Regions from separate parts of the Mus musculus genome. Here all the other regions are linked to region 3. A link is a loop called in an ENCODE intact Hi-C map of the cell type or tissue named here. Cell type or tissue: heart. All regions are shown on one strand.

What was found. Peaks named below come from ENCODE experiments on the same cell type or tissue, not always from the same donor. Only the 100,000 strongest peaks of a DNase experiment are listed, where the experiment ranks them.
Region 1: a loop joins it to region 3, with 4 times the contacts of the local background. A loop is called at or near these places in 6 of 42 quality-filtered maps.
Region 2: a loop joins it to region 3, with 2.4 times the contacts of the local background. A loop is called at or near these places in 7 of 42 quality-filtered maps.

The regions. Positions count from the first base shown.
Region 1 is chr9:40,327,449-40,335,448 of GRCm38, reverse strand. Gramd1b (GRAM domain containing 1B) reads left to right here. Exons shown (of 20, transcript NM_172768.2): 3 at 1,794-2,004. It overlaps 1700110K17Rik (RIKEN cDNA 1700110K17 gene), which reads right to left and starts at 1,977. Exons shown (of 3, transcript NR_040728.1): 1 at 1,862-1,977. In heart, CTCF peaks have their summits at 1,616 (motif pointing left), 4,609 (motif pointing right) and 5,940 (motif pointing left); DNase peaks (open chromatin) are centred at 1,868, 1,938, 3,008 and 4,668; H3K27ac peaks cover 326 bases; H3K27me3 peaks cover 404 bases.
Region 2 is chr9:40,578,908-40,586,907 of GRCm38, reverse strand. No RefSeq gene overlaps it. Among named protein-coding and RNA genes, the nearest start is that of Gm48277, 25 kb to the right of the region's middle. In heart, a CTCF peak has its summit at 3,111 (motif pointing right); DNase peaks (open chromatin) are centred at 3,117 and 4,857.
Region 3 is chr9:40,475,054-40,483,053 of GRCm38, reverse strand. It overlaps a transcript of Gramd1b not described here. Among named protein-coding and RNA genes, the nearest start is that of Gramd1b, 23 kb to the right of the region's middle. In heart, a CTCF peak has its summit at 3,516 (motif pointing right); a DNase peak (open chromatin) is centred at 3,523; H3K27ac peaks cover 2,744 bases.

The DNA of each region.
Region 1 (8,000 bases), 150 kb after region 3:
GAGTAGGATGGAGTAGGCTGAAATGGCAGATACCACTTCTGAGCAATGACGGTGCCTTTGGAGAAGGGCAAGGAATAGGCAGAGGTCTCTGTGAGCAGGGCTGGTGGCAGAGGGGACTCACTCAGTGACAGATGCAAGAGTGGGCACAGAGGTGAAGAACACATTGGAGAACTAAATTCCAGTTTGGGCAGCCTGAGAAGATCCAGTGGAGCAGAGAGAGATGGCTCAATGGGCAGAGGTGCTTGCTCCCAAGCTTCCACCATGTGGGTCCCAGGGATCGACCAGAGTTCGATCCCTGGGACCCACATGGTGGAAGGAGAGAACTACCTCCCTAAAGCTGTCCTCTAATCCCCACGTGTGCGGCGTGGTATGTGCATCTGTGCATGTACACATAGTGGAGGTCATGTGCAGAGCTCCCGGCCCCACTCCATACAGATTCACACTCTACCTCTTCCCCCTCCCCAATGATACTGGATGGGCTGCTGGATGCTCTCTCTGTATTGAGTTTATCCAGGCGGTAGGGCATGGTACTCTTTACAAATGTCTCCATGGAGCATCTGAGGTTACAGCTAGATCTTCATGTAAATGTCACTGTCCCGAGGCAAGGCCAGAATGTGGTATGGCACAAAGGCTTCCTGAGTTAGTCTGGCTCCTGAGCAGGTGGGCAGGATCCTGCCCCTCCTGTCACCTTGGTCTGGGGCCATGTAATCTCCCAGGATGTCCCTTCCCATTTCCACTGTCTCTTTCTGAGGATTCTTCCCTCCCTGCCCAGCTCTTTGATTTCTCTGTTCTCTGAAAACAGAACAAACTGAGTTCATTCTTTCCTCTCCACCCTTTTCTCTTCACCTCTTCTATTCTATTGAAAACACAAGCTAAGTTTCGGTCTTTACTGTATTAACAGATTGAATGCCTCGGTATAACTGGATTTAGTGCCATGGGAAGTACAAGGAACTTTTTAGAGGTGAATTTTGGGTAGGAGGTATGAGAACAACCCCCCCCCCCCCCCGTAGACCAGCAACATAACTTACCAGGCTGCTATGAGTGACTTACATCTGTAGCAAACTCTGAGGCTAGCCCTGGGTCACTTTCTCCTCTCTATCTGGCATTTAGCTTCATCTTTTAAATGAAATGGAAGGATAGTGGCCGTTATTAACTCAACTGAATGTCCTGGCACATGGTACCTGTGCCAGCGAGATGGCCAAGCCAGTGTGGCCTGAGTTCATTCTGCAGGACTCACACTGTGGAAGGAGGAAACAGACTCTGGCAAGTTGCCCTCTGACATCCACAGGCATGCCCATGGTACATGCATGCCTGCACACATACATGCAAGATAAAATAACGTCGTAATTTGTAAAAGACATGCCTATGAAATAATATATATGTGAATGCTTTGAAAAGCGGAGTTGTTGTCACTATGGGCAAGTGTTGAAACAAAGCATGTATAAAATGAACTGGTGGCATTGAGAGATTCTTTCAGGGTCTAAATCATCTTCCCTAATAGCTTTCTACATGTAGTTAAAGCTCAAACAGGATTGGATGGGTGAATATTTAAATACTTGACTGCTTGTTTCTAGTCCCAGTTCCCTTTTCACACCGGCACTACTGCCCCCTGCTGGTCAGTAGCAGCATTACAGTGCAGCAAGTCCCTAGCTGGGTTGTCTCCTCAGCCTGTTGCCTGGGCTCCCTGAGCTGGCTCCTTTGCATGGGTCTGTGGCCGACCGTCACTCACAGCCTTCCTTCCTTCCTTCCTCTTCCCTCTCCATCTCATTCCCCGTCTCCATCTGCCCCTGCAGCACTGCCAGTAACTCCAACCGCAGCACGCCAGCCTGCTCTCCCATCCTCCGGAAGCGGTCCCGCTCACCAACACCACAGAACCAGGACGGAGACACCATGGTGGAGAAGGGCTCAGATCACTCCTCGGACAAGTCCCCGTCCACCCCGGAGCAGGGTGTGCAACGCAGTTGCTCCTCACAGTCTGGTCGGAGCGGTGGTAAAAATTCCAAGGTGAGCAGACGATGCTGGGGACTTGGCAGCCTTTGTTAGCTGGTCGCAGGAAGCTACTGGGTACTCATGTGACCGAACAGCCCCGTGTCTATGTGATGAAGTCAGGACAGGTCAGCGTCAGCAGGGGAGACTCTTGATGAATTGATTCCTGGTTAATCATTCAGGGAGGGTCCCGAGTCATGCGCCCCTTCTCCACCCCGCTCCCCATCTCTCGGTAAGCATCTAAGGAACTTCAAGACCCTTGAGATATGGAGGAAGCTCTGGTGAGCAGGAGGTGTCGCCTTTATAATCCTTCGTTAAATTTGGCCCTTTGAACTGGCAAAGGAACGTTATTTGGGACAAGTGTATTGCCAGGAAGAGCGAGTTCAGGGAAGCTTCCGGAGGGCTATTTTTAACCTCCTCCTTGGCCATCACCCCGCCTTACCTTTGTCCCAGCCCATGCCCTACTCATCTTGCAGAGAGGATAGTCACAGGACTTTTCCTTCCCTCTCAAGCTTGTCTTGGGCTCCTGATCCAAGGATTAGCATAGAGGCCTCCCTCACATGGTTAAGGTTCCCCAGAGTTCTCCTTCGATCCCCAGGCCTCTGGCAATCAAGAGGTGCCTCTACTCAGGTGCTCCTAAACCAACGGGAGTCGCAGGGCTTGAGAAAGGGGACCCCTCGGGAGGCTTGGGAGAAACCCCACTTGAACTTGTCTTTTGATTTCTTGTTCTTCCTCTTCTCCCCACTGTTTTCCAAACACCTTTGCATGCATGGTCTTAGTCTCACAAGCGCCTCTCAAAAGTAAGCCATCTTTTGTCTCTGTCTTTTAATCTCCCCTCTAGTATTGAATTGTCTGTAGTGCTCAGCATCCCTCCTTCTACCCCTGCCAATTCTGCCCATATGTCCTGCTTGGTCCCTTTCCCAGAAGGGCTGAACCCACTGTTCCCCACCCCCACCCCTTGGCAGGCTGGCTTGGAAGTCACTGAGGGACCACGCCCACTGCACCTGACAACAGAGAAAAGACTCCACCTCCCACCCCACTCCACCTGCACCCCATCCCCTTCCCGAGTCTGCCTGCTTCTCAAACACTACCACTAGTGGGAATGTGTCTCCCTCCTTGCGTGGCACTTTGTAAAACGCAGAGTCCTGCAGGAGGTAGTTCCGTCCCTGTGGGCGTGGAGCCTCCACTCAGTCACTCTGTTGTTTCATGTGACCCTTGGATGGGTAACGGTGGCCTCCCTGGCAGAAGTGAGGAAAGACCTTGATGAGATCTGCCTAGTTCATCTTTTCCTCCACCCCTGAGAGCTACCTGGCAGGGCACCCGCTGCGACTTGCTTGTACCGCTCTGGTACTCATTCACAGTGTGCTTAGAGACCTGGGTTTTGATTAAAGAAGGTACAGTACCAGAACCTTGGAGGGTGATGACTGACAGTACCCACCAGGCTCTAGGGAGGGAGACGTGCCAGCCTCTACCCAGGGCCCTCGGATCTCCAGTGGTGAGCTCAGTGGTGAGCAGTTGGTCGCAAGGCAGTAGGGCCCAGGAAGTCGATTGTTGGGAAGAAGTGCCAACTTCAGTCAGAGAGACAACTTACAACAGGGTCTGTGAGTGTCCTCAGGGAGGACGGTGGCACACCACTATCCACTTCCAATGGATGCAAGAACAAGAAGCTCCACAGCCAAGCCTTCCCACTGTGCCCTTCAGAGGCAGACCTGTGACTCTCAGTATTTTATGTGCCTATTGCCAGTGGGGGGTGGGGGGCGGCAGCCTGGAGTGAGGAAGCCAGTGGGAGTCCTCTGTGGGTGTAGGAGGCTGGGCAGGTTCCGGCATGCCTGATAGCTGGGGACAGGAGTTGTACAAGACCTTTTGTCGCTACGCCAGTGCCCGCCCCTCTGCCTTAGTTGAAGTGTGTACCAGAAGGCTCCAGGCTCATCTGGGAGAAGGAGAACCCAGCTTGGATGTGGGTACCAGGTTACTCCTCCTCACCACAGCTGCTGAGTCTTTAGTCTTTCCCGTCCTCAGGTGAAGTGTGCAGCTCTTTCCTCCAAGCCTAGCTCATTCCAGGAGCAGCACCGTGCTTACTGACAGCCTGACAAGGAAGGACCACATTGCACAACTGCACTGGGGATCCACCGTAGTCACCCTGGAACATGCGAGTGTAAGACACGTAGACCGCAGAGGATCTACACCAGAGTCACCATGGGAAAAGGGTTCAATGCAGGGCCCCGTGACTGGACTGCACGCAGGTGCTGCAGGGGTACGGCCAAAGCGTCTAAACCTGCTTCCCCTAGGCGCATCCTTTCAAGGTGGCCAGGTAGAGCTGCGTGGAAGCTCTGTGAGCTAGAACTGTTCTCACTACAACTATAGCTGGGCCACCCATAACCACCTCCTGCAAAGAGGCTTCACGGTGTCTCCCCCCCCCCCCTTGCTGACCTCCATTTTTTTGTTTGTTAGGGACAGGAAATCATTAAGGCTTCACCTTCCTCATCACAGTTTCAGGGGTAGAGGCTGATTCTTTCTCCCCGCTTAGAGTAGGGAGCTACAGACCTCAGGGCTGACCGTCACTCCCAGAAACCAGTGCATTTGGGCCACAGTCAAGCTGCACTCAGTAGTGATGGCCTGTGGCCACTAGGGGGAGCCAGGACATGCTTTCCTGCCCCCTCCAGCTCCGGAGAGCTGCTTGCTCTCTGCCCTTGCAGGCCTGCCAAGTAGATAGGGCCACTCAGTGCTTGGCTTCTGCCGCGCAGCTTAGCTCTCTGTTGGTGCTTGGCGGTGCCCGGTGCTGTGACCTTTCACCTTTTTGTTCGTTTGTTTATTTGTTTGTTTGAATTCTAATTTTTGTGGTTTTTTTTTCCAGTATGACAGACTTAATCTGATCAAAGTAAGACATTGTTTTGTTTTGTTTTGATTTTTTTTTTGCCTCCCGGCTCCAGTTTATGCTTAATGTAGAGCTCCTGGTCCCAGTCTCCCTTCCCCTTTCCCCCTTCCCCCTTCCCCCTCATCAGCTCGCTTTCCAGACACCTCAAGCCTTTGTTCTAGGAGATGCTTTTCGATGCGAGGGCTGGAAACTGCTCTAAGGTAGTCTGGGTATGTTTCTAGGAGCCTTGCATTCTGTCTGGTTCTCACTTGTCTGATTCCTTGTAGAAAAGGCCACAGAGACCCAAAACAAGTCCTCCAGGCCCTTCTCCTCCTCCAGCTCCATCCTGCTTCTTTTTTTTTTTTAAAGATTTATTTATTTACTATATGTAAGTACAATGTAGCTGTCTTCAGACACACCAGAAGAGGGCATCAGATCTTGTTACGGATGGTTGTCAGCCACCATGTGGTTGCTGGGATTTGAACTCAGGACCTTTGGAAGAGTAGTCAGTGCTCTTAACCACTGAGCCGTCTCACCAACCCTCCATCCTGCTTCTTAACAGCTCTGTGCTTTCACCCCACTCCCTTACCCATCTGATACAGGCTCCCTAGTTCTGTGCCTTCTTGAGCTCTAGCCCTCTCCTCCAGGTAGGGGCATAGCAATGAATTTACAATGGTAGGCAGTCTCTGATCTGTCTGTCTGTGCCTCTGTCACCCTCTTGGGCCTTAAGCCTCTCTGAGAACCTCCTTCACAGGAGGTCCCTTTAACACTCAGCCCAGAAAGGCAGGTCAAAGGTTAGAAACTCCTTCCTGCTGGGTATTCTTGAGGGCTAATGTAATCTCACCGAACATGTAAGTGTATATGTCTCTGAGGTGCCTCAGTGCTGGCAGAGAAGGAGTTGTGTAGGGATATGGTCAGCGGCATAGCCTCCGAAGTTCTTACTCTACAGGGTTCCTTTCTCATTTCTTTTAGTACTTAAGACATCCTTTCGGGACTGGCGAGATGGCCCAGTGGGTAGGAGCACTGACTGCTCTTCCAGAGATCCTGAGTTCAATTCCCAGCATCCACATGATGGCTCACAACCATCTATAGGGGGATCTGATGCCCTCTTCAGGCAGGGGGATGTATATGCAGCAGATCACTCATATATTAAATAAATAAAATTAAGGGAAAAAAAAGGGCATCCTTTCTTATATCCTCACTTTATAAGATAATGAATATTAGCTATAAAGGTACCACAGAGCTAGTTAGAGATGGGACAGGTGTTCCTAACCGAAAGGTCTTGGGATTCTGAAGCTGTTTGTGTCAAGTAGTTTCTGAAGGAACTAGCATCTCCATGTCAGTGCAGAGAAAGGGAAGATCTACTTCCGTCTACGTGGGGAGAGAGGGCAGGCACCGTGTTTGAGGATCACAACGGATCCTGTTCCCAGTGACCCTTTTCCTCCAACAGTTGTATACAAAAGTTCCAAGAACTAAAGTGCTTGGGCTCAGTTGAGAGAGATTTTCCTCCGCTGGGAAGCAGGTGACTAGCCTGCTCAGGGTTAGTGCAGTACAAGCTAACTGTGGATAGATAGCTTGGTCGGTAGCTGCAAGAGTATACTCGTGCTCATCATGATGTGAAATTAACACAACCCCATTTTGGTGGTCCTAGAGTCAGTTGCCATTGTGAACACCCAAAAAGAGCTATAGAAATGACGGTCCAGCTAGGTATAACTTTTTCGCTCCCCCCACCCTTTCCAGGCATGAATAGACTTAGCTGAACTACTTAGGTGGGAATGTTCTGGCCCAGAATTCTTTCCTATAAGGTAGCAATTCCTATTCTATGATGACATAGTCTTGGCTATGTGGGTTTGGTCTTCAAGTTCTGGAGGCCACTGTGGTAAAAGACTGTGCTTTCTAGATGAAACCACCATTCCTTTTGAGGAATGACCACAAAGAGTTCCTAGCAGAGGGTAACTGAGTGCCTGTGTTGCTGCCTGCTATCTTAGTCAGACCGACCAGTGGAATCTGTGCGAGGGAAAAGCATATACATGCCTGTGCCCCTTGCACGCCCTATCTCTGGCCACTGTGCTGACTGTCAGGGTAGAGGGTCAAGGTGTCAGGCAGGTTTCTGATTCAAAGGAAGAAGCTGGTGATGAGAAGGAGATCACATGATCATCTGGTCATCATTGTGGTCACAGTCACAGATCCCTGGTTCATAGTCGCCTCCATCCTGTCACATGCACACACGCACACCTTACTAGCTGACACAGCGGTTGCCCAGCTGTGCGTTTATTAGCTGGCTCTTTGACACAAGCTCTAAGTGGCTGACTATGTATAGGCTCCATACCTCTGGTATCTCGTTGAGGCTTTGACCCGTTGGCAACGTTTCTAACATCAGGGCAGAATGCTCATGAGTAGAGCTTGGAGACAGACACAACACAATCAAGCCGTTCCCCTTCTTTCACTAGAAAGTTTCAGATCCCATGGGGAGATCAGTATGAGTATTCCTCAACCATAGAGCTGCGACAGAATGTGATTTCATGAGTACCAAGTTGTATATAACACCATGGCTTGGAAGAATCCTTTAGAGATGACACAATTCCACTTTCTTCCTCAACCATTAGTTAGCTATTAGTTAGGTCAGTCGGTTGTTGGGATAGAAGGAATTTGCTCACCTTCTAGCTGAGAGTATAGTGTGACTTTTAAGAAAGCCCCTTCTTCCCCCTTCACCAAAACATTCTACCCTGCCTTTGACAGGGGAGATGATCTGGAGCAAGAGGCTGTGTTTGGCTCTGTGTCTACTCTGCTTCTAGTCAAAACCCACTGGGGGACTAGGATTTGGATGCCTACCACGTATCCCACCTCCCCATCAGTAGGACCTGGCGATGGGGCTCTGACTCCCTTCTGGTTGAGCGCTAGCTAGTGCTGCCACTGCCTGCCTCTCCAATCGCCCCAAGCTGTGGTGGGGGCTTCCAGCATGGATTGCTCCCTGGGCCTCCTTTCTGGAGCTGTCTTGTGAAAGGAGGACCCTCCTGAGCATCGACATGGGAAGCATTCAGCTGCATTTGGATTCCTTCTCCCTGCCCACCCTCCGCTGTCTGTGTTACCTTCACCCCAGGGGGAAGGAATACCACTTCTATCGTCTCTTCCCTAACTAATTATATTCTCTTTTATTTTT
Region 2 (8,000 bases), 100 kb before region 3:
GTGGGAGTAGGGGCAGAGAGATGGCTCAGTGGGTAAAGGCACTTGTTGCCAAGCTTGCCAACCTGAGTTCAATTCCTGGAACCCACATGGTGGAAGAAGAGAACCGATTCCTGGAAGGTGTCCTCTGACACGCACACATATGCCACGGCATATGTTCCTTCCTCTCCTTTACGATAAATGAACGTAGAGTTAAAATGTCTTGGCACAAACAATAAATGGCTAACCGAAGCATCGAAGCAAATCAGCCACCAGCCATTCAGGAAGTTATTTCCCAGACAAGACTTTTCTTCCTCTGTTTTCAATCAGAAAAACTTGGACAGGATGGGACCAGAAAAACATGTTTTTATTTAAAAAATGCTTTGAAGCTTTTCTGTCTTATTACCTTAATGAAGGCAGAGAAAAGATGAGGCATAATTCCATGCAACCTGCACGCTGGACAGACTGGCTGATGGATGGATGGATAGACACCAGTTCATAGCAGTGATCAAATACTTTGTGAGGTCCTTTTGGATCAAGAATGGAGGGAGGAAGGACTCTCTTAATGTCTGGTGAACTTAATGTCCAGTGAGGCAGAAAGCAAAGCAATCATGTGGTTAGTTGAGGGTCTTGAAATTATAAAGTGATGGCGTTGAATCTTTTTAATACTGCAGATGTATTGACCTGAAAAAGACCAGAACTTTCCATGCATCTAACAAGCATTGATTTAATTTGTAATGATTTCTAGGAATGATGCTAGCCTCTGGGGCGAAGATGAATGAGAAAGGCACAGCTCATGGGAGAGGTGATGACGTGAACAGATTGGAAGGGTCCCTCTCAGTGTCAGGCAAAGGTCAGGAAAGGATGTGAGGAATTACAGGAAGCTGAGAGGGTTGAAAGTAGACTCCCAGAACACATAGTGCACCTTTGACATTGGGCAGTGATGGGAAAAGGAGCCCTTGTCTTATTGTAGTAACTTAAGAATCTGCACAGAGTATATGAGATGACTTTCTACTCATGAAACTGCCTTGAGAGACCTGTGAATATAATCTCGGGAGGGGACAACTCTAATAAAGGAGACCAAAAGACATTGGGATTTAAGTTGAAGCCTGGCTGCCTCGATGCAAGGACCTATGAAATGAAAGGACACACAAACCTATGCCCCATCTCTGACCCAGGTAGAGGAAGCCACAAACTCTTATGTGAGCTGTCCCTGCATGTGATCTGATCCATCATTGGTGTGTTTCCTGCACTATGAATGAGGATACCTGGATCAAACACCTTAACGCGCTCCAATCCCACCATGCACCACACTTGCTCAGACTATACCTCACCAAGTGGTCCAAGGTTGTTCTTCATATGGATTTTCATAAGGAAAGCAAATGTGCTGATTCACAAGTATGAGATGGACAACCACTTAGGATTGGTAGATTTGACTGTAAATTACAAAATTACTTGGAAGTGACTGGAGGCAACTGAACAACCAAGCAGACCTTTCAGATCCATTTGTGCCTCTACGGCTGGGATGGTTGCAACCAGGTTTTGAACCTCAGTCAGTGAGGCACACTGGATAGAGTGGTAATAACCAGCAAAGGCCCTCTGAGGAGTAACTCGGCAGCACTTGGGTAAGGATCATAAGGGATGTATTGACCCAGAGAGGGAGGTGGGTAAAAGTTGGGAGTTGGATCAGCAATCCACAAGGTACCACCGGCACTAGAGAAGATGACAACAGAATTCCATTGCACTGACTGCTGGGAGGAGCGGGGAGTGCTGTTCTTTTCCTTTCTACCTTCCAATTACCAGACTTTGGAGAAATGCAAAATGTTTATTCGAGCATTCAGGTCATGTCTGCAAACATTTAACTCAAGACACATGCTGGTGGCCCAAGCTGGGGCCATCGAGGAGAGGGAACTGCTGATTTAGGAATTGCTTCTCTCAGATTGCCTCTAGACATTTGTGGGGGCATTTTCTTGATTAATGGTTGATGTGGGAGGGCCAAGCTTACTGTGAGGAGTGCAGGTCCCGAGTTATGTAAGAAAACAGATTTATCAAGTCAGTCAGCAGTCCTCTGAACACGTGGATGCATTATCCCATGGTGGGGTCCTAATTTGATGGTGTTATTGGGAGGTGGTGGGAACTTTAGGGGAGAGGTCTCCTTGGAGGAAGTAGGTGTGTGGACCTTTCCTCTCCTTCCCTTTGTCTTCTGTTCACTGTGGGATGAGCCATTTTGCTTCACCACACATTTCCTTGTAATTTGTTCTGCTATACCACAGGGCCAAAACAAAGTAGTCCAGAGCCCCTGGACAGAGACCTCTGACATCAGCAGTCAAAACAAACCGTTTCTCCTTGAAATTGATTTATCCAAGTACTTTGTCACACTTACGGATAATAGACTGATATTAATACAGTTGTTCTCAAGAAGTTGCTGGCAATCTTATGTAGTTTGATCTTTGATGGGGGGGGTTCATCTGTTAATTTGCCCATCTCAAGGACAACCTAGCCTGGAGAAATGCAAAATGTTTATTAGAGCATTCAGTTCATGTCTGCAAACATTTAACTCAAGACACTCAAGACATGCTAGTGGCCCAAGCTAGGGTTATCGAGGAAAAGGAAATGCTGATTTAGGAATTGCTTCTCTCAGATTGCCTCTAGACAAAGTTAAGGGAATGGGAAGGTGAAGATGCCCAGGCCTTGACATGCAAAAATCTGATGTAGCTGTTTCCCAGGTGTGTGGTCCTGGGCCCGTCTTCAGCCTAAAATAAGGAAGGTCCTGCCCTTATTTCTCAGACATAGGCGAAGCAAGCCATTGTATACTCCATGTGCATTTATGTGTAGACTCATGTGTGTGCGCCTATGTGTCTATTCGGCTCTCTTTTGTATCATTATGTAAATGTTTATTATTAATTCTTGACTTGAATGGATAAATGGTGGTATTGTATCCACTAGGTCTGTGATTCCCAAGCTTTAGTGAACATTAGGCTCGTCCGAATTGCTAGTGGAGGTGCGGCAGCCAGGATCATCCATCTTCAGCTTTCGGCTCATAAAGTCTGGAGTGGAGTCAGAGCACCAGCATCTTGAGCAAGTTCCTAGGTGATGTTGAGGCAGCGGCCTAGGGCTGCAACACGAGAACCAGTCAGCAGATGGCGCCATCACTGAGTCTTGGCCTCCCCTGGGAGCCTAGGGAAATGGGTCAGCTTGGGCTTCTGACAACAGAAACACTGATCTTCCCAAGCAGAACCTGACCTGAGCATCTGAGGAAAGGAGCAGAGGGAGGTAGCAGCTGGTACTGGGCAGTAATCAGAGCTCTTCCCCACGCGTGTCTTTGCACTGTGGGTGTCCTCAGAGGAGACCTCATCCCTCTTTCGGGAGGGAGCGCTGTATCGTGCCAGCAGAAGCAAAAATTACATTGGTCACAGCAGAGCATCAGTCTTTCCCTTTGGAAAACATCCCTGAAGGATCCTTTTCAGTGATTCCAATTGAGGACTGAACCCAAGCAGAATCGTTCCAGTTAGGGATTGAAACCAAGTAAAAGAATCGTTCTTAAGGTTTTTAAAGTGATAGGTGGCGACAAAAGTCAACTTCTACAGTCTTAGCATGCTGCCTCTACATACCTTCTATCCACCCCCAACTCCCTCATCACTAACCAGCATTTTCCCGAGTGGAAAGGACCAGAATACCTGCCCCGAGATCTGAACTTGAGGCTCCCCAAAGGTTCTGCCCACTGGAAAGAGCTGACAGAATTAAATATAAAAGTCCCAGTGGTGGAAAGAGCCTTTCACTGCAGCGGGCTGCAGGAGATGCTAAGAAAGAAGGAGGAGAAAGTGCCTTTTAGGTTTAGCTATGTGCTGTCCTGCAGAACCTTCTGCTGTCTACACTGTCCCGGACACTGGTCACCAGCCGCAGGCGGTTGCTGAGCACTAAAGTGAGATAGGAATTTTTAAAGAAGTGAACTTAAAACGTGCATGTGAGCAGGTGCAGATGTAGGCCAGATGTCAACCTTGGGTGTCATTCTTCAGGTGCTGTCCTGTCCTCCCCTGCCCCCATCAGTCCCCTCACCCACCTTTTATCATTTGAGACAGGGTTCCTTACAATTCTAGAGCTCACTGTATATGCTAGGCTTGCTAGGTGGCCAGTGAACTCCAGGGATCTTCCTGCCTCTGCCTCCCCAGCCACGGGATTTTTAAGCCACACCCACCTTTTTAAAAATCTGGGTTCTAGGCTCATAATCAGGCCCTTATGCACATAACCAGACCCTTTTCCTAGAGAGCTATCTTCCCAGTCCGGCCCTCTTTTGAAGGTGCATTAGAGAATCTGTGAATACATTCAAAAGCTCCACAGAATCTACTTTCAGTTATTGAGTTTGGAGCCATAATGTAATTATAAAAATAAATGAAAATGAAAATGCAATCCTTAAATACTTTACCGACTAAACCATCTCTCCCGATCTCTAAAACTTTGATTTGAATGAGTTCGTCGAGGCATTCTCTAGCACAGTGTGTTGGCAGAGTACTCTGGTGGTTATCTGGGCCCGTGAAGGGCCTGGCTCTTGGCGCGTTGAAGGAGCAGGAGCACTTAGGTTGTTGTACGTAATTAGTGTATGGGAGCTTTCGGGTGGGGATTTTGATTAGGGAAGAGAGCAGGAGAGGTTGAGGAAGAGAGTAGGAAGAGAGAGCGAGCTCCTGGGCCTTGCTACATCTAAAACCTCCAAGCCCACCTCCATTGACACACTTCCTCTAACAAGGCCACACCCCTAATAGTGCCACTTCCTGTGAGCCCTTGGGGAACCATTGTCATTCAAGCGACCACAGGAGGTGACTAAGGAAGGAGGAAGGACTCTCAGTGAAATCCTTCTGGTGGCAGCAAGGGCTCAAGGGGACTTAAAACTGTTTAAGTGTAGGGGGTTGGGAACAGTAGCGGGGACTAAGAAGGGTACAAGTGATCTGCTCAAGGAAGTGGTGGGGGAGGGGTGGGCTCAGATTAGGAAGGGTAGGGAGATAAATGAGGAAGAAGAGAGTAAATAAGAGGAAGGATGTCTGAGAAAATCATGAGTCATTATATTAACTGTTCCCCTAAAGCCCCACCTAACATCACACACAAGCCTGCGTATTAATATACATAGATAATACAAGGAAAATGTTCTTCTTTGGGTGGACAATGAGCCCCTGAGAACTAAAGACCACCCAATAAAACCTCCAGTCCTCACATAGGAAGCCTTCTCTTGAGCTTTTGAATGGTGTTGTCCAAGAGACTCACAAGCCACACAAACTATTGTCATCGCTCCTGGCTGTGCCCCAAGATGGGAAAGGCAAATCCCTATTTCTGAAGACACCATGCAGACTTCAGACTGTGGCCCAAGGAGAGTTTGCTGCGAGGCTGTCTGTAGCAATGTCAGAAAGTATACCCGTAAAGTTTCACCAACAGGAGAGCCCAAAGATGAGGGGAACCAGAACACCAACTGTAGACATGCCAAGTGGATAGGGAAAAGCCCGCGAGACCCCAACCTACACAAAGAGCTACAGGCAACTGAGGAACGCTGAGGGTGGGAGAAGCAGCCTTCCCCAGGGAGGAGGAGCACACCAATTGGTTATCCAATGACATCCAATGGTCAGCCCTGAAAACATACATAAAGTAGCATCATACACACTGAGCCGGTCATATTTAGGAGTATATATGCATATGTATACATAGATGCATGCATATTTTAACAATCAATGAAAATAGAGGCCATGAATTTAAAAGAGAGTAAGGTGGAGTATATGAGAGTGTTTGGGGGAAGCCAAAGAAAGGGAGGAATGATGTAATTATATTATAATAATAATTATTATTTTTTAAAGATTTATTTATTATATATTAGTACACTGTAGCTGTCTTCAGACACACCAGAAGAGGGCATTAGATCTCATTACAGATGGTTGTGAGCTATCATGTGGTTGCTGGAATTTGAACTCTGGACCTATGGAAGAGCAGTCAGTGCTCTTAACCACTGAGCCATCTCTCCAGCATATTAACATATGTCAATTATATCATTTTAAAAATTACATTTGTTTATTTAATGTGTTTGTGTGAGCACACACATGCATGGCATAGTGTGGAGGTCAGAGGACAACTTGTGGGGTCAGCTGTCTCCTGCCACATGGGTCCTGAGTACAGAACTGTGGCTGTTAGGCTTGGCAGCAGGCACCTACTGAGCAGTATTTCCAGCCCTTAAGGGGGGTTTTGAACTGGAATGCCCAATATTCAATCTGAAGTTGTTTCCTGAGCTGTGTATCAGTGTCTCTTCTTTCTGTTACTTCATCTCATCGTAAGTGTCTGCTCAACACAGAACCTGGGGGTGGCAGCCATTGGAGAAAGAAGATAAGATGGGATCTGGGGCTGCCCAGCAGGTAGGTGCATATGTGCACAGGTGTGTGTGTGTGTGTGTGTGTGTGTGTGTGTGGTGTGTGTGTGCGTGTATGTGTGTATGTGTGTATGTGAGTGTATGTGTGTGTGGTGTGTGTGTGTGTGTGTGTGTATGTGTGTATGTGAGTGTATGTGTGTGGTGTGTGTGTGTGTATAGTGTGTGTATGTGTGAATGGTGTGTGTGTGTGGTGTGTGTGTATGTGTATGTGGTGTGTATGTGTGTGTATGTATGTATGTATGTATGTGTATGAGGTGTGTATGTGTGTGTGTGCATGTGTATGTCTGTGTGTGTGGTGTGTGTGTGTGTTAAGGTGACAGTATACCCTGGAGCAGTGGTACTCAGCCTTCTTCACGCTGCGACCCTTTAATACAGTTCCTCACATTGTAGTGAACCTCACCCATAAAATTATTCTGTTGCTACTTCATGACTGTAATTTTGCTACTGCTATGAATCACAATGTAAATATCTGATATGCAGGGTATCTGATATGGAACCCTGTAAAAGGGTGGTTCAACCCTCAAAGGGGTCTCCACCCATGAGTTGAGAACCACTGCTTTTGAAGGAAATGGAAGCAAGAATTAAAGTCAGGACAAGCAGGTACCCCAGCTGAGTGGCTCTGCGGTGGAGCTGACCGGATGCTCCTTACAATGCTAGGAGCATGGGGACTCAGAATCAATTTTAAGTAAATCTCAAAAGCAGATCAACTCTAGTCACGGGAGGCCATGAACATCCAGAGGTTTTTCTAACCTCTGCTTCCTGAACCCCAAATAGTGTTCCAGACAAGCTACATGGGAAGACTGAACAACAGATAGCAGGTATCGATGAGGAAGGAGGTAGAGGGCTCCAGCCATGACTACCCAGGCAGATAGGAAGGGGGATGTTGGTGTCCTGTGAAATTGTACAGTGGTATGTTATTTCTTTCTAGGCCTTTGTATCTCTCTGTGATATCTGGAAACAAGAACCCCCTGTTCACCTGCTCCCAATTTCTCTCTCTCTGTGTGTGTGTGTGTGTGTGTGTGTGTGTGTGTGCAAGCAAAGAAGCAAAGGGAGGTACAGCTCACGTGACAGACATGATTCATGTGCTAAATACAGAGCCCCACAGTCATTATCCATCATGCAGTCTTGGAAGACGGCTCCCAACTGTCATAAATGTGGAATAAACATCCTTCTGCAATTGATTCCACAGCAAACGCTCAAATAAGGTAGTGTTAGCTACCCCTTTCCTGCCTGGAAACTGGCAGAAAATCAAAATTACTGCTCAGCAGCCACCTGCGACTCAGCCACCTGAGCTGCCTGTGTGACCTGGAAGACCGTGGATGAAAAAAAACAAAACAAAAAGGGAACAGAGACTGTGGGTTTGTGACAACAGAGATGCCCGTGTCTACCTGGTCCCCGTGTCCTATCTAAACAAGGCCAGCTCTCCAATCAATGTGATAACCTACTTGATCTTGCTTATGCCCACACCATCTCCCAAAGGCTTCTTCCTGCTTCCCCCACCTTTTAACCCTATTCTATATTAATCTCGCCACCTCCTGGCCTTCCCCATGTGATCATCCAAGCTTCTATCAGAGCGGTTGCTGGGGCAACTCCCAGTCGAGGTGGAGCAAGCAGGTTATCTCTGGTG
Region 3 (8,000 bases):
ACTCTAGCTCTTTTATTGAAGGTATTTGAGGCATACAACGTGTGTGTGTGTGTGTGTGTGTGTGTGTGTGTGTGTGTGTGTGTGTGTGTTTTCAAGGAACCAGTCCTATAGTCTCACACCTGCTAAGCAAATGCTCTACACTAAATTACATTCCCAGTCCTCCTCACTCAGTTTTTTTGTTTGTTTGGTTTTGGTTTTGGTTTTGGTTTTGGTTTTGGTTTTGGTTTTGGTTTTGGTTTTGGTTTTGGTTTTTTCGAGACAGGGTTTCTCTGTATAGCCCTGTCTGTCCTGGAACTCACTTTGTAGACCAGGCTGGCCTCGAACTCAGAAATTTGCCTGCCTCTGCCTCCCAAGTGCTGGGATTAAAGTCGTGTGCCACCACCACTCGGCATCACTCAAGTTTTAAAGCCTTTCTATTGTTAAATAAAATGTAGACACAGGAAATGACACAGGAAACAAAGTTGCCAGCGCTGTCAGAAGTCCCCTCAACCTGCTTTAGTCACAGCTTCTAATGCTCCATAAAAGGAATGGATCTCTTTACCAAGCAATGATTTCCTTATTTTTCTTTATCATCCACCATGACTGTCAGCCTTTTTGTGTAGTCTTCCCCTTTAAATAGAAACTCGACACATTTCACCAGCCTCTTGTATGTACTTATCTTGTAGCCTTCTCTTTAAGTCACACAAACATAGGAGTACATTCTGCGCTGTGTCTCAGTGCTGAATCACCTTCTCGTCTTCTCTGTCCTGCTTGTCTCCTGCAAATTGATCACTGGGGGCAGAACGTGGATCTTTTCATCAGGCTTGTGGGAGGGTGCTGTGTTCTCTCACCAGGAAACACACCCTGCTTGCTTGTCTTTCTGTTTTGAGATGTGAGTGGTCTTTGGAACTCAAGGTCTTGACTGCTAGCTTACTGAATGTTGCAAAACGGTGATGGTCTATAGTTACTTCGTTAGAATACCTTTCAAAGCAGATGCTTTTTCTCAACTACTATGGCCCAAGTATGTAGTCAGTACAAGAAAACAACCATTTTTTTTCAGTTGATTTAAAAAAATTTTTTTTAATGTGTTTCATTTTTGATAGTTTTGCTTTGGAGCCAATGCCGACCTCAGACTCAGTATGTCTTCCCAGCTTCTTGAGTGCTGAAAATCTAGGCTTCCATCTCATCCCAAAGTACAATAACTTAGAGCCAAAGAAGCTAAGTAACAGACCCCCAAACCACACCACAATGAGAGTCACAGAGTTAATTCACTAAGCCACGATCACAGGGGATCACAGGGTACGTTGGTAGTAGAGATTGAGTTAGCTGGGGGCTCTCCTGTCTTCTGCGTGCACTCGACTCTTTCAGGAACAGAACCGGAGATTCAGAACCAAAAATTGTTCTTGAGACAAAGAGCAGCCAATCTCCAAGTCATTGTTCATCCTCCCTCCCCAGTCCCAGCTCTTTGTCTTCACTTCCCTGCCTTGCAGCCTGGCTAGACTCATTGGTGAGGGATGGGGAGGCATCCATTTGGACTGCTCCAACGTGGAGCTGGCAATGTGGATGCTTTGCTTGGTATTGGGGAGGAAGGGGAGATGTGCCTTTGTTGCTGTGTTGTTAGACTCTGGCCACCACAATATCCCCTCCTGCCAAGTTCTGCCCTGATCTCAGCAGGACAGTAGGAACTCAACTCCAGTTTGAAAGCTCCAGCCGTTCATCTAGAAGAGCCCTAGCCAAGAAACCCCTCTCCACTGCATTAACGTGGGGGAGGGGGCAGAATTTAACAGAAGTCAGGGTAAAAGATAATAGTGGAAATTCACTCTCATGACAGACAGATGGCCTTGGACCCACCCCCTTCTCTTCCTGTCCCCTCTGCTCTTCTTGCAGCTATCCCTTCTCTCCTCCCCACAAAAGTTTTTGATCGGATGGAGAAAGGCCAGCGGGAGATAAGAACCAACTGGATTCAGAGCCCCAAGGACAGGGATGGTGACTCTGGTCTATGTTTGAAGCACACTGTTGTGGTTACTCTCTGGAGCAGTAAGGATGGCTGTGTGGATAGGACTCTTAGGAGTGAAATGAAACTTTATAGCAGTAGGTATTGCTTACACCAGTATTTTTGTGCTAAGACTCCTCAAGAGGCTGATCACCCAAGTCCTTCCTCATTGTCAGAGGAGTCTGGAAGACTCTTTTGTACAGGTATAGACTGTATTATATGCAAGAAACTATAGTGTAGTTTTTTTTTTAAATTTGTGATTGCAAAATCTATTTACCACATTGTGATTAGAATATCATAGAAACAAAATAATAGAATACACAACAGGCCAGGATGGATTACATGGGAAAATGAGTGTTTCACTAGATTCTTTGGGCATTGTGTGTGTGGGGGGGGGGGGTTAGCATCAGGATGTACAGTGGTTGTATTGTGTTTTAGATCGAGGTTCACAGTCAAAAAACTAAATAATGTTGCTCTGCAGAAAGTCTTAGGGGTACACATGATGAGACGATCCAGCAGGCAAAGGCTTGTCATCAAGTTTGAACACATGAGTTCGGTCTGACCTAGACACACAAAAGCACACATGCAGAAATAGATGTAATAAAAATAAAGTAGTAGGGATAAAGATTTGGACGTCCTGTGGTCTGTGCTGTTGTGTAACTGGGACCTTAATCTCTCTGACTGAGCCTTATTTTCCTGTATGTGGGGTGAATGAAGAGAACCAGAACAATGAGTTAATAAGCTCCTTCTAGGCCCTCGGCTCCATAACGTTTAAGGTGAGTAAGAATTCGACCTCCCTCATAGGGTTGTCAATGGAAGAGATGACCTCTCTCCAGAGTAAACACCATATATCATCATGCTATAGAAATACACTAATATTTCTCATAAAAGTATGTTCTCCTTAAACCTCAGCTCATTCATTCATTGAGTATATACTGATATGGCAGACACTGGTCCTGATGCTAGGGAGTCAACTATGGGATAAAACTTGTGGTGTCTCTACCTTGAAGCTTCCTGTTGTAATGTCCCTCCTTCTCCCAACATATCAAGAATAATCCTACGCACACAAGAGGAGCGTTATAGTTTTTTTTTTAACTTACTAGTTTGTGTCCTGATCTTTTCAACTCCATCCAGTGTAGATATATCCATAGAGAGCCGACAATGTGACACTTCAGGGGGTCTTTTGTGCTCTGTACGTGACCTGACCTGAAAATCCCAAGCCATTGGACATATAAACATTCCATTATTATTTTCTTTAAATAGTGTCTCCCTCCATCTCCTGAAGCTATTGAACATATAGATCTGTCACTGGAAAGCTATCCACGCTCACTTTAAAAGTCTTTTTTAGCTTCTTGACATACTAATCTACTGTCAGACAAACACCCTCTGGGAATTTTATGACTAGGGTGACATTTTCCTGGCCTGCAGACCCAGGAGTGATGTCTGGAAAAGAGTATGGTCTGTGAGATCTGCATTTGGTTCTGAGGCGCCCAAGCTGAACTCTGGAAGAACCGTGGGTGCAGAGACATCTGGGGTCATCCTGGCCAGCAGAGGGCAGTAAGAACCCATCTTCTACACCACCAGGTATCAGACCCTTTCTGTCACATCTGGGCAGTTGTCAATATGACTGACTGGTTTACAGTCTTTTGCACACATGTTGGGTTAGACCAGAGCTCCCAGAACGACAGGGAAATAAGTAAGCTGACCCTAGCACCTCCTTCTCAGCTTTCGAAATTAGACATGCAGGTATGTTGCTGTATTTAATGCATGTTCAAGGGACATGGGTACATCAAGGTTGGACTGGTCTCTGGGAACAGAGCCTTCCACAAAGCAGAACCGTCACCTTCTGGAGACTCCGAGTCTTGGTTCTTCAACAGACAAATGGCTTGTTATCCCCTAAGGTTATCCCCACACAATTCTGAACCATGAATGCGTTTCCTGAGGTGCAAAGTCTGGGAGTCAAGGTTGCTATCTTGACCAGTTCAGGGGAGGCATTGTGGAGATATGTGGATGATATGTGATATGTGGAGATATGTGGATGGGATTTGAGGAGGTGGCCTTTGGTGTTGCTGCTGTAAGAAATATCACACATGAGTTTTTCCTACCAAATACCATTAAAACTTGTATTTAGGACAAAGAATTAAAACCTTTTGTTTCCTCCACCTTGTAAGCCTTGAAAAGGTTTTAGTCTGCCCCACCCAGTGAAAGCTTTGTTTACTCAAAAGCCCTCTACACTGTTCTAGGAATTTGATGGCTGGAAGCTTTTTCTCCTTGGAGCCGTGAGTCATTTTTCTTTTCCTCCACTGCCAATTCTTCTCATCTTAGCCAATCTAATGAGATTGCGAATTTGTGCTCCAGCCAATGGGAAAAAGACACAGTCCTCATCTTCCTTAGAATTCAAAACCAAGTGCATGTCCTGTCTTAGGTGGTTTGTGTTAGCTGTCAGACAGTTCCACAGCAAACTCAAGGGGCCCAGCAACTGCGGGGCACATCATACTAGCTGTAGAGGTGACACGTTTCTGCTGTTGCCTCATGTCACATGGCCTCCCCCTGCGTATGCACAAGCATCCCCTACATCCCCTAATAGAAGCCCCTCACCCTATTTCACCTCCTTCCCTCCCCATTTTCTCCACCCAGAAGCAGCCTCTGTTCCCTTTGCCCCTTCCCAGAATAAACCTCTCACGTGAGACCTGTCACATGGTATGACTTCATGGATTCCACCGTATAGATATGGCAGCTTGTGCTTGCTCTTCAGGAATACACCCTCTTTATCAGGAGTAAGAATTGCCTTGTTAAGACTCTTCCGTTGGTATGGTGGTCTCTTTGTGAGCCTAAATTTAGTTCGACTGCAGATAAGCTTTGGAAAAGTGGCAGGGACTGAAGCTGTAGCCTCCTGTGGAATTCTGAGCCAGGAGTCTCTGTTCTATTAGATCAGCTTAGAGGAATGGGTTCACCATTGTAATCCCAAGTTTTCCCAGTGTCTCTTTGATATTAAGACTGTATCGCCCCCAGAACACCAGGAATAATAATAGTATGAGACATTAAAACAGTGCAGAAAACAATTGGGATTTTGCTAGCACTGTGTGGTGTCTTTACAAGTAGTCGTTTGCTTCTATGGAAGCTATCATCAGTTGTGTAGACTGAGGTCTAGGCTAAGCTAAAATCAGTATTGTAGTATTGTACTTTTCAACAAGATGGCACCTGAGGTGAACAAGGACCCTCCTACTCCTCCAAAGCCAAGGCCAAGGCTTTGGTAGCTAAAAGAGCTGTGCCGACCTTGAGTCCCCTGGCCACTATGTGAGCCATGTAGGAGATGGAAAGCAGTAGCATCCAGTGTTTATTCTGAAGATCAAGGCCAATAAGCAAGACTGAGAAGAAGTTCTAAGGCTCTGTTGTGTCTAAAGTCAATGACCCAGTCAAACCCAAAGGGGAAAAGAAGCTGTCTGTTCCACAGGCTGCTGATTATGATGCTGCAGATTTGGCAATAAAATTAGGGGCTTCTGAATCGAATCCACAGAGTAGCTGAGTGTGTGAAAGAATGTCTTGTATCTCACTGCTTTCTAAGGAAAGAGCAGCCTGTGGGAACCCTCTTCTTTGCACTCCCAGAGCCCAGAAGGGTGTCATTTAACACAGCTTGTGTTTGGTGGGAACATCCATGAGCTCCAACAATGGAAGCTGTGAGCACCCGGGAATGAACCTGATACAGTATTTGGCTCTTTAGCACGTGAAGGTCTTTGAATTCAATTCCCAGCACCATAAAAATAGACAGATAGACAGACACGGCAAACAGACCCATGTCTTTTTGCTCTTGTCTTTAACAAGTTTCTGGTGTTCTCTCCAAAAGGTGTTGAGTGGTTTGCATACATTTAAGTAGCTAAGAATTACTATCGAAAGATACAGTTTAGAAAGAGTTTACCCTCACCACCCACAGCCTTCCCGCTGGACTCTGCCAAACTTGTCTGATCTGAAGCAGCGCTGGGAGATAATAGCCAAAAAGATCATGAAGTCAGAGACCAGACCTGGAAGGTTTGGGAATAAGGAAAAAGGAACTCATAGAAGCAGAATAAGGTTGTGGGTGAGGTGGGAAGTCTTTATGGATAGAAGTGGGGAGAAAGAAATGAAGGTGATATTGAGAAGTAACCATGTTAGGTAGGATAGAAGAAGAGGGAGAGGAGGAGGAGGAGGAAAGAGAAGAGGAGGAGGAAAGAGAAGAGGAGGAAGAAAGAGAAGAGGAGGAAGAAAGAGAAGAAGAGGAAGAAGGAGAAGAAGAGGAAGAAGAAGGAGAAGGGGAAGGGGAAAAGGGGGAAGAGGAAGGGGAAGGAGGAGGAGGAGGAAGAGAAGGAGAAAGAGAAAGAGGGAGAAGTAGTCCAGCCACCCAGAACCCAGAGAGACATTGCAGAATCAAATCATTTAGCATAAAATCAGCTGTTCCCAGATTTCCCACCAGTGTTCCACCTGGGAATGATGACAAGATACTAGGTGAGCAGCAGGCCCAAGGCCAGCCTGCTGCTATTGCCAGAGTCACTGGATCATGGCAGTTGTGACCTACATCAGAATACCTGCTACTCCTCTTCTTCAAAGTCAGAACAGCTCATGCTTAACTGGAATTGAGGAAGGGCAAAGAAGATCTAGGAGAAGATGCTGGCAAAGTGAAATAACAGTCTATGATGAAGGAGGCTGCGGTGCCAGAACAAGAATAGAGAACTGGTCCGTAGACAGCTCATACTCTATGTTTAAGGAGGCTGTGGTGCCAGAACGAGAATAGAGAGTGTGTCCTTAGACGTCATATGTGAGCGAGGTCCTTGTTCTTCTCCTTGGTTACTGAGTGGCTTACAGGCAAGACTTAACTTTTCTGCTCATAAGAGTCTATCACAGTTATAAATAACAGTGTATAGAAGTGTTCCACTTGCCGGGTACGGTGGCGCATGCCTTTAATCCCAGCACTCGGGAGGCAGAGGCAGGCGGTTTTCTGAGTTCGAGGCCAGCCTGGTTTACAATGTGAGTTCCAGGACAGCCGGGCCTATACAGAGAAACCCTGTCTGGAAAAAAGCGGGGCGTGGTGCAAAGAATCTATCCCTTTCATCCCAGTCTTCATGTCAACCTTAGAGTTTATTGAGAAAGCTAAAGGAAGCCCTATAATGCCTGTTGTAACTGTTCTGGCTATCCCACTGCCTGGGATTTAAATGAACTTGAACATCCTGTCTCTTTTACGTGTTCACTGAAGGCCCAGCACCTACTCTGGTTTATGGCATGAGGAAGTTATAATAAACATCTGTAACCAATCTATAATAGTTAAACCTCTGAGGAAGACAATGGCTTTCGGTGCCTAGATTTGCTGTTTGGTTTTGTGGTGGCAGGTGTAAGTTTGCAGTGACTGACCTAACTTGTGTTCCTCCAGAGGGTCAGACACACTCAGCAGACCATGTGCATGCATGCATCATTTTCAGGTAAGAAATGAGTTTGATTTTGATATTTTTTAGGGTAAGTATTCTATTATATTAAAAAGAATTATTATAAACAAATGAAGCTAAGAATACTACATAATACAACATAAAAATCATTTATTTTTTTAGACAGGTATATACATGTTTTCACATTTTATACATAAACCATATATCCGTATTTATATATGGTTTATTTATATATAAACCATTTATACATATGCCATATATAGATACCCAATGTTGTAAATATATGTGTGTATGTACATTTTCAGTACATATATTCAAAAGTAACCATTAACTGTTTAAATAAATAGCAAATGGACTAGTGTTAAACAACCATGATATTTCTTCAAAAAAAATTCTAAGCACATGTGCCCAAATTCACACAGATGTACAAATGTCATGCAACATCTGTGGAAGCCAGAGAACATATTTCAGGAGTCAGCTCACCTTCCACATTTCTGAGGCAGGGTCTCTCTTATTTCTGGTGCTGCATTGTATATTCCAGGCGTGCTGGGCTGTGAACTTCTGAGTGATTCTCCTGTTGCTGCCTCCCATCTCACATCTGGAGTTCAGGGATTACA